2 separate regions of the Homo sapiens genome follow, and region 2 is linked to region 1. A link is a contact called in ENCODE Hi-C or POLR2A ChIA-PET data. All regions are on one chromosome and are shown on one strand. The core of a region is the stretch at or near the end of the contact, and the rest is flanking DNA. Distances in the headings are between cores, read along the strand shown. Region 1 overlaps MGAT5 (alpha-1,6-mannosylglycoprotein 6-beta-N-acetylglucosaminyltransferase). Region 2 overlaps MGAT5 (alpha-1,6-mannosylglycoprotein 6-beta-N-acetylglucosaminyltransferase).

Region 1 (5,113 bases), core at 1,980-4,479:
TGAGACCAGCCTGGGCAATACAGTGAGACTCCATCTTCAGAAAAAAACTTTTGTTTTAAATTAGCCTAGTGTGGTGGCACATGCCTATAGTCCCAGCTACTCTGGAGGCTGAGGTGGGCATAAGGCTTGAGTCTGGGAGGGGGAGGTTGCTAGAGCCTGATCACACTACTGTACTTCAGCCTTGGTGACAGAGCAAGACTCTATCTCCAAAACAAAACAAAACAAAATAAAACAAAAACAACACCAAAAAAAAAGAACAAGAATAATCTAAATTAATCTAAGTGCCTTAATAAACTTTGTCATTTGTAATCCTTACAACAAGCCTATGAGGTTAAATGATATTATATTGTCTGTTTTACAAAAGAGGAAGTAAGCTTTAAGATGATCGGTGACTTGTTCAAGGTCACACATCAGTAAGGAACACAATGTGTTCCATCCGCCCAACAGAAACACTAACTACCTTCCAGAATAAACAATGGTTCCCATGTTAGGATCATGCATAAGAGCTACTTGGAGCCTCTTAGATGCAGAGCCCATAGGGAATTTCTTCTCATTTCCTGCTTCACTAAAAACATTACTGTGATTTTCAAATGAGTCCCAGCTGTAACTGTACCACACAGAGCATCACAGAGTTTCACCAGGGGCTGCTGCTATTCATTCATGGCTCTTACTATGTGCCAGGCAAAAGGTACTAAGCTCTGGGGCACAGTGGGGAACAAAACAGACCAAAGTCCCTCCTCTTTCAGAACTTACATTGTAAGTGGGAGAGACACATGATCAGCTCATACAACAAATACTTGATGCTAAGTAGCTTGAGTGTTATAAAGAATGAGAGTAACAGTGGGTTTGGGCCCTCCTGTGAAGGAGGGAAGGCTAACTTCTCTGAAACAGAATGGAATGCGCATGGCTGTGTTCTAACCAACTTTATTTACAAACAAAGAAGGAAGAGAGGAAGGGGTGGGGGAGAGCAAATGCAGACGCTCAAAGACAGGCGAATGCTCAGCCACCACCCAACAGTCTTGTCCTAGAAGAGAGCCACCATGCCTTAGTAGACTTGAGGGGGTGCGGAGCTTTTTAGGGTGTCCACAGCAGCAAGAGGTCTGCTCAAGCACTTCTGACAGCAAAAGAGCACCAGGACACAGCTGGGAAGAAGCAGAGGGTCATAGAGAGCTATGACCATCAGGTAAGACAAGGGACATTCTAAGCCTCATCGTTTGAACATGGCAATGACAATCACATTGAGATTGAGACTCCAACCTCACACATGTGCGTGCAATCCCTCCTCAATCCAGACTTGAAGTAGTGGTGCTGCATGAAAGAAAGGGTCTTAATGACTGAGGGGTAGAAGAATGAGCCCCTTATTCTGAGTTTACTCCTCCTGTCTAAAACATTTCTGAGGTCTTCCTCAGACCTTTTGACTGGCCTGGGCGTGCTTGTGAACTTGGCCTGGCTTTGATGAGGATACTGGGCAGGCTGGACTCTACCACAGGATGGCTGGAAAAGTCCCAAGCCACAGAGAGGCCCATTTTTAGGTTCCAAGCTTTTTAAAGCAGAAAGCCCTTTCTTTAATCACACCAGCCACGTCACCATACAGTAACTAAAAGCCTTCTCAGACACACTGAACAGCCCAGCTATTTTTTTCCCTACCATTTTCACTTCAAGAACAGTGTATTTCCCTCAAGGGCAGGGGATTTCTACTTTGGCAACAGTGGTTTTCCACATTATCCCACAACAGTCCCAGCCCTCAAAAAAAAAAAAAAAAGAAAAAGAAAAAAGAAACCATTCCTATTCCTTGACCATATTTCCCTATTTGTAGGAAGAGAGACACAAAAAAAAAGTGGAAAAACAAAACAAACTAAAAAACCCTTTACATGCTTGCATCTTTAATGAAATCCAACCTGTTTTTGTTCCTTTTTCACAAGAGAGGTGGAAGGAAACACTTGCAAAAGCTCTCATTCGAATCTCAGAACGTTATCTGGATCTGCAACACAGGGCAGCTGCTAACCTTTCAGAGCAATCTTCGGCAGCCCTAAATGGTATTAACATCTTAGACATAGCATCCCAAGCCAATGAGGGCCAATCGGAAGTCCAAAGCAGTTACCTCTCCACTGCCCCCAACCAGCAACCAAAAGCCCTATGCTGGTTCTCCAACCGGCGTGTGTGCCTCCTTAAGGAAAAAACTTCCTTCCTCCCATAGAGAAAGCAGTGAACTATAGGGTGAGGTCAACATCTGGTTTCTGCATAAGAACATCCATATTGATACCAGAAGTCATAGCCTACAGGGCTCTGCATAAGCTGCCGGCTTCTCACTGCCTCAACACCTTCCATGCCACTGCTTGCTTGCTTCGTTCTAGCTACAGTGGCCTCCCTTCTACCCTGGAGTAGGCCTTAGGACCTAGCATACGCCGTGCCTTCTCCTTGGCATGCTCTGCCTCCACCTCTCTCTTTCCACTGTACCTGGCTGCTCCGTGTGTCATTCTGGTTAAAAGATACCTCCAGAGAGGTGACCTTCTAGTGCAAAGTAGCCCCTCAGATATTTTAAACCCTATCACCATTTTTCTTCCTGGAATGTACTGCTATCTGACTTTCTCTTGCTTATTATTTCTCCCTTCCAAAGATAACAAAGCATCTATGAGAGCAGGGCCTTTGTCCATCTGTTTCTCACTGTATGCACAAAATGTGGGGGATATTCCAGCCAATGACAGACATTTCCTGAAGGACCAGGCTTGAAAGACAGAAGCCAAAGGGCCAGTCCAGGACTAAAAAGCTCAGGGAACCAGGAGACAGGCAGAACGTAGGGAAGAACAGGCACACAGAACCTGGAGGTCAAGGAGGAAACAGGCAGCAGGCAAAGTGGGATGGGGGTCGGCAGAGAGAAGCTGGGAGCCCACAGCTGCTTGAGCCTGAGCTGGCAGCTTTTCTAGGACAGTACCCCAGCCCAGAGAAGCCAGGGTTAACAACGTGTGGATGGACCATAAGGGGAAATGTCACCTTGCCTCAGATTTCCATTACTGTTCATTAGAGAACACAAGTGGACCGGGTTTGTCCTGTTAGATAAGAGGTGATCACTAGGGATCAGAATTTGGGTCAGGCTGCTGGAGACAGAGATCAATTCACCTCAGAAACAAGAATAGCATTGACTCGGGTGAGTGGCACCATCCATGACACAATTCCCGAGACGTCACTGGCAGGCATGGCCCCTGCCACACTGGCTGGGAGATGCAGATGGGGCTGACCTGCAGAGGGCTCTGGCTCTACACTTGCCTGGGAGGCAAAAGCCAACACACTCCTCTCTGGACTGACAGAGTTAATACACAGAAAAGCCCTCCACACTCCAAGAACAAACGCACTGAATGTTCCACACGGGCTGCCCGGGAGTTCTGAGTATCACTTTGGAGTTGCCAAATCCCAAAGAAGTTCAGAAGTCTCTTTTCAAATCACCAAAACAAGGATGGGTTGGGGAAGGGAAGATACTCTTCAAGTTCTATTATTGTTTGAGTACTAGTCACAAGTCACACTAACAGCCAACAACAAGCACACAATGTCAGGCACCTGACACACAGCACTTTGCTCATGTCTCACAGTCCTTGGTGAGAGGCACTGACACCCCACTTTAAAGCAGTTTTGTGCTTCTAGGGCCTAAGCCATGCAGACAGGATGTGGCAAAGACAAACCAGTTGGCTCCAAACCCATGCTCCTAACCACTACAACTCTCGACCTGCCACTTAGAAGAAGCATTTTCAGAGGGCAGAGAAATGCTACATTTTATGTGTGCACCTTATGAAGATGTCGTGAGCGAATCCAAACACAGGCGTGAAAGAGACTTGGGACACACACACACACACAAAATCCAGTAGAGAGAGAGACTCACCCAGAGACTATCTAGGTCAGAGACTGATAAACATTTTTGGTAAAGAACCAGACAGTAAATATTTAGGCTTTGCAGTCTGTATGACAACTACTCAACTCTGCCACTATAGTGCAAAAGCAGCCATAGACAGCATATAATTAAATGGGCATGGCTTTCTTTACAAACACAGGTACCAAGGAAGACTTGGCCCGTAGGCCATGGTTTGCTGACTCTGCCTTAGACCATGGGAGTCCTGGGAAATAGTTGAATCAATAAGGAACTTGATCAGATGAGTATTTAGAATAACCATGGTGACTGCTGATTGATGGATTCAGAATGTTTCAGATGTTTTATGAAATAAATACTGGAATTACCGTGTTTATCTGTTATTGCATTTGTTACAAACAAATGGGAGTGGAGGTGTTCCAATAAAACTATTTACACAATCAAAGGTCCTGAATTTGGCGCATAGGTCATAGTTCACCGAGCCCTGCTGCCTTGGAATCTCTAACCAGAAATTCTAATAAATCAGCAATCATCTAAAATCAGCTACTACAATCCCTCAAATACCTACTGTATACCCATTTATCCTAAAAGCCTCTGATTATACCAATATGGGGATGAGATAAAGAAGGAATTTTTTTCTTCTTTTTGCTGGATTCATTTAAACCAGACACAAATCCTAGCCATACAGGATCAACTCTTCACTCTCAAAGCAGATGTGTAGGCAATGCACTGCACATAGGCTGCATTTATGGCAAAAAAAAAAAAAAAAAAAGAGACTGCAAACTAATGGCCTATGCATCCACATCACTGTTCTGCCAGCCCAGCTATACCATTGAGAATCCTACAGTCTCTGCACCAGCATGTGACATTAACTACCAGAGCTGCCTGCATGTCACACAATGTTACTGATACTGACAGATTCCAAGGGAAGCATATATCATCAGAATGGCTCTCCAGCTTCTAGGACTGGCCCTGGACTATACTAACTAATCCCTAGTACAATCCTCTTGTTCAATCCAAATTGTTGGTGCCAGAACTGGAAACCAGGGGGAACACTAGGCTTTCAAGTTTGAAATAACTAAAACCAGGCCAGGCACAGCGGCTCACACCTGTAATCCCAGCACTTTGGGAGGCTGAGGCGGGCAGATCATCTGAGGTCAGGTGTTTGAGACCAGCCTGGCCAACATGGTGAAACCCCGTATCTACTAAAAACACAAAAATTAGGCAGGCGTGGTGGTGTGCGCCTGTAATCCCAGC
Region 2 (4,896 bases), core at 2,216-4,715, 180 kb before region 1:
CTCCACCCCAGTCTGGGAGGAGACTTGTCCAGAGGATGTGGGTCGCACCTGAATCATGCGTGCTCTGCGGTGGCCTCTTCAGTGCTTAACTGCGCCCTTGCACCCTGCATGCACAAGAACTCGAGGCTGGTTTCCTGAATGGCCCTGATTCAAGACAACACAGGACACTCCAAAGGGTTCCCCTGATGTGATATACTAAAGTCATACTATAGAGTGAGGACAGGTGGTTCTTAAACGCTATGGATACCCAAAGACTGAAAAAGGAACTTAAACTTAGCTCAAAGCAGGCTCCAAGTTGGAGATGCAAAGGCAGCACTGGCTTGCAGGAACTGCTAATTGCTAATTGGCTATGAATATGGATGGGCCAGGATCACCTCCACACTGAGGAGGCACTCAATAGACTGCCAGATAGCAGGGGTTTTACAACATTATCAGTATTTACAAATGCATGAACAAGTTATTCAGCAGGGTTCTTATGTTCAGAGAATTAATATCAGACGGCTTTATTGCAAAATTAGCATTCATTCTAGCCTCCTGCTAAGAAAGCCCGCATCTCTACAGTGGGGTAGGAGGTGGGGGTGGGGTCCAGCGATCCCATGGCACAGGGCCTGGCCTCAGGACAGCCCCACGCCAAGTCCTTTTGCTCTCGTGAACTCTGCATGGATACGGAGGTGGGGAGGGGCCAGGGCTGGGGCTGGCTTATCCGTCTTGGCTCAGTGGCCTCGGGCCTACTCCACTGCCCAAAGCTCTCTGGAAGAAAGGGGTGTTCTACTCTGTCTTTGGCAAGGGCTGTTCATTATCTTACCTATCACCTAGGATATCCCCATTTTACAGATGAGAAAACTGGCAGAACTGAGGGGAGTGGCCATTTGCTCTTTCTCCTTCCTGCCTTCCCTGACCTGGACCCTGGCCTGGAGGTGGCCTGCCTTTGTAGGGCCCCATGCTAGCTCTGAGCCAGACCCTGAGCACAGTCCCTGGGCCAAGAGCACTGACTCCTGCCTGGCCAGGAAGGAAGCCGTGCTGTTCAGGAGTCCCATTTGGACCCATTCCCAGGATGCGGCTTCTCGTATCTCTTCTTCCAGAAGTGGGCTTATGCAGACAGTCCCTAGTCTGTAACTAGTGAATTCCAACTTCAGATGCAGACAGACTCAGGGTTCTCAAGAATCCACCTTACTCCAAGAGCTATATGCAAAAGGAGCGCATGGAAAGCCCCTCACAGGACCCTACAATTCAAGATTTGCGCTGTGGAACTGGAAACTTCCAGTACCATCACAGGCTTTCCAGACATCCTGGACCACTGCCCCCTCCTAAAGCTTGCCTGGTGGCAGAGCAGGGTGCCGCCCCAAGCCCCCACTTTTGACCTATGCTTTTGTTTTCATGGTGGAATCAGGGCAGCTTCTGTGCCTGGGTCTTCTCATAAAAAGACCAGGAAAAAAATAGCATCACCAGGGCCGGGCACGATGGCTCACGCCTGTAATACCAGCACTTTGGGAGGCCTAGGCGGGCAGATCACCTGAGGCCAGGAGTTTGAGACCAGCCTGGCCAACATGGTAAAACCCTGTCTCTACTAAAAATACAAAAGTTAGCTGGGCATGGTGGCGTGCAGTTATAGTCCCAGCTATTTGTCCCAGGCTGAGGCGTGAGAATTGCTTGAACCCAGGAGGTGGAGGTTACAGTAAGCCAAGATCGCGCCACTGCACTCCAGCCTAGGCAAAAGAGAGAGACCCTGTCTCAAAAACAACAACAACAACAACAAAAAAAAACATAGCTTACACCCCTACTCATGAGAGCTTCCCTGCAGCAGGCAGGACACAAGAGGCCACACACTCTCCCTACGAAGGGTTTTATACCACACTTAAGGATAAGACGACTCACAAGAAACAGGCCAACTCAGACCATGGTGCACAAATAACAACAGTGGACAACAGCACTAACAGGGCGTGAAGCCTGAACAGGGACAGGTGAGCCCTGAGCCCCAGGTCCACTCCACTTCCTAAACATCCTCTTCAAGCCTGGAATGGTACACCTGCTAGATCGAATATCTGGAGTTGGGACAGCAGGGTCTTATTATTTGTAGGCTAGTCTCTTGCATAAAACACCTAATCAGAGCTACTAAGGTGGTGGGTGGGTGGGGAGGCTAGATAATTATGCAATATGTGGACTACGGTGGGGTGTGATAAAAATTGAGAGAATGGATTCAAGCCTGTCAAAGATCATGGGTGAGAGGCCAGAAGAAACCTCACACGGAAATTTGGGAACTGCAAATGCCCAACTCAAAATGCCAATGCAAAGGGAAAGGAAAGGTGCCACTAAGTAATGCAAGCACAAGGTAAGAAATTCAAGGAAGGCGCCTCCCCTGTGCAGCCCTGGGCCAGCATTCCCAGTGCCACACTCGCCTCATTACCAAGAGACCCCGCAGACTCAGGTCTGCTGGGGCCTGAGATGCACCATGTGTCAGTGAGCTAGAAGAAAGTGCAAAAGGGAACAGGCCGCAGGAGAAGGCTGCTCTTGGAGATTGTTGTGGGCAGTTTTGTGCCGGCTCCTTCTCCATGTTTCTCATTCCTTTCTGACTCCAGGGTTGAACAATGTCACTTGCCACCAGCCCCTTGCACTGCTCAGACTCTGCTGGAGGCCTGGCTACCAGCAGGGGTCTGAGGAGCTGGTCCATCTATACCTGTGGCTCTGTGCCCACCTCTACTCCCACTGTTCTTGGGGTCAACATTAGCAAGCCGAACACCTCCCACAATCTTCAAACCCAGATACAGCTTTATTTATGCAAATACAACACTCCCATTTAAATTCTAAACACATCATCATGCCAGGTGACTTCATCTCACCCAAAAGGAACGGTAACAACACTGGGCTAACTCTCTAGGGGGATCCTGCTGCAACCTACTCCCCTCCCACACCTTATCCCCACAGCCCAGTAGCTTGGAAGAGGAAACCTGTACCTCTCACCTGACTACCCAACAAGGCCAGCTGGAGTCTAGGGGCTGAGTCCCCACCCCCACCCCAGGGCACTTACTTCAGCATGTCCTTGTCCTTGTTGAGGTGCTGGAAGAAAGAAGGCTCGCAGATGAGCTGGCTCTCCTGGCACACCTGCTTGCAGGACTGCCCGGGCTCAGCAAGCTTGACCTGTAGGGCGCTGAGGGGTGGCCACATCACTTGCCCATGGCAGAAGTCCTAGAACGACAATGAAGCCATCAGCCACAGGTCCAAGGATACAGCTGGGGATCCCCAGCCCTGCCAACCACCCTAGCAATGGAGGCGGCACACTGGGAGAGCACAGGGACGGGGAAGAGTTGGGAGCCACATGGATGGGCTGGATTGGGGCTCAGCTGGAATATGCCTTCAGCCCAGGTCTTGACCTCCCTAACCACCAGCTTACTCAACCTCAAGACAGGGACCAACAGCAGTGCCTTCCACAAAGGGCTCCAGGATGAGAGGTCATACTTGTGATGAGCTTGGCACCACGCCTGCCCGTGAAGGGTGGCTATTCTCAATCATCACCATCAACACTTATGCAGCCAGGCTATTTAGAGCCTCTGCTCTTCAAGGCCCATCTTCAGACCAGCTTCCACCAGCTGGTCTGTTCTCTTCTCTGATTCCAAAGGCACTGTGTCTACCCTATCTTGGCAGTTACCTAATACGACACTGTTTCATAAGCGCTACTTTTATCTCAATGGCAAGGTTCTGACGCTGTGAGGTGAAGATCACGCCAAGGAGACTGCAGACACTTCTGACACCACCTCATATGGTGCTGTGTCTTTGGTAGGGACTTAGTGCTGGTTGGTTGAAAACAAGCACAGTAAGTCCTCACTTAGTGTCGTCAATAGTCTCTCAGAAACTGCAACGTTAAGCGAAATGACAATATAAAGAAACCAATTTTACAACAGGCTAATTGATATTAACAAGAGTTAAGTTCCTATGGTACATTTCTTGTCAAAAAACATCACCAAACTTCTAAATAAAGACCCAAAACACTTCTAATATTAAACATTGAAACAAATGTGAGCTATACACACATTTAAGAAAGATGAATAAATACAAATAAGATAAATTATTTACTCAATTTTTGGTGAATCAGTGAGTGACGGCAGTTGTGGTGGTGGGTTCAATCGAGGAATACACATTTGCGAAGTGAAAATCGTAAGAAGTGCCTCCTCCCACCTCATAATTCACTATCAATCAATCACTAACATGGCACCGCAATCAGGCCTGCCTCCACCAGCTGGTCTGTTCCCTTCTGATTTCTTGCATGTGTATGATTATCGTAGACTTTATGAAGTTTTATTGTACAATAATTTGTATCGATTCATTTGTTTTCGAACGCTCTTATTCCAGCTCAGTGTTGAGGGCGGCTGGAGCCTATCCCAGCAGCTCAGGGTGCCAGACGGGAAGCAGCCCTGGACAGGACATGGTTCTATCGCGGGGTGCATTCATGCGCACCCCCACTCACTCATGCTGGGACCATGTAGACACGCCAGTTCACCTCAGGTGCCCAGCTTTGGAATGTGGGAGAAAACCAGAGACCCTGGAGAAAACCCATGAAGACACAGGGAGAATGGGCTGACTCCACACAGACAGTGGGCCCGACCAGGAATCAACTTTCTTCATTCTAAACATTATAGCAAAATGACATTATTTGAGGATCTTCTGTACAACATTTCGTATATTCAAGAACTGGAGAAATAGAAGTCTAAGTAGCATGTGATAGGATGAGCAGGAATATGGCACCCCCTACCAAGAATGTGTGTTAAGTGCTCCGAGTGGGGCAGAGCCAGTTGACCCTGGGATCTAGAGGGAATAGAGGAAACCAGCAGGTCTAAGGAGGACTCGGGGGTGAGGAGAGGGTTGGAGGACTGCCACTGAGCAGTAACATGGAGTACCAGCACC

Evidence for each region. Hi-C counts contacts between places; a loop is a spot of excess contacts on that map. ChIA-PET counts read pairs that join two places held with the same protein, here RNA polymerase II (POLR2A). Pooled maps may share reads with other maps.
Region 2: a map of dorsolateral prefrontal cortex shows a loop between it and region 1 (2.2-fold over the local background). The contact joins two enhancer-like sites. A Hi-C loop is called at or near these places in 1 of 168 maps with a recorded cell type or tissue (dorsolateral prefrontal cortex) and 3 of 50 pooled maps. POLR2A ChIA-PET finds 5 or more read pairs at or near these places in 3 of 52 experiments (Caco-2, GM10248 and H1).

What each region holds. Positions count from the first base shown.
Region 1 is chr2:134,257,352-134,262,464 of GRCh38, reverse strand. All of the region lies in intron 1 of MGAT5 (alpha-1,6-mannosylglycoprotein 6-beta-N-acetylglucosaminyltransferase), which reads right to left. Among named protein-coding and RNA genes, the nearest start is that of MGAT5, 5.8 kb to the right of the region's middle. RefSeq lists enhancers at 705-754, 3,229-3,358. Within about 2 kb of position 3,229, at least 11 of the 41 ENCODE cell types and tissues checked have a DNase peak (open chromatin) inside an H3K27ac peak, as active enhancers do.
Region 2 is chr2:134,440,045-134,444,940 of GRCh38, reverse strand. MGAT5 (alpha-1,6-mannosylglycoprotein 6-beta-N-acetylglucosaminyltransferase) reads right to left here. Exons shown (of 16, transcript NM_002410.5): 15 at 3,026-3,183. Among named protein-coding and RNA genes, the nearest start is that of MGAT5, 190 kb to the right of the region's middle. RefSeq lists an enhancer at 720-1,220. Within about 2 kb of position 3,465, at least 3 of the 41 ENCODE cell types and tissues checked have a DNase peak (open chromatin) inside an H3K27ac peak, as active enhancers do.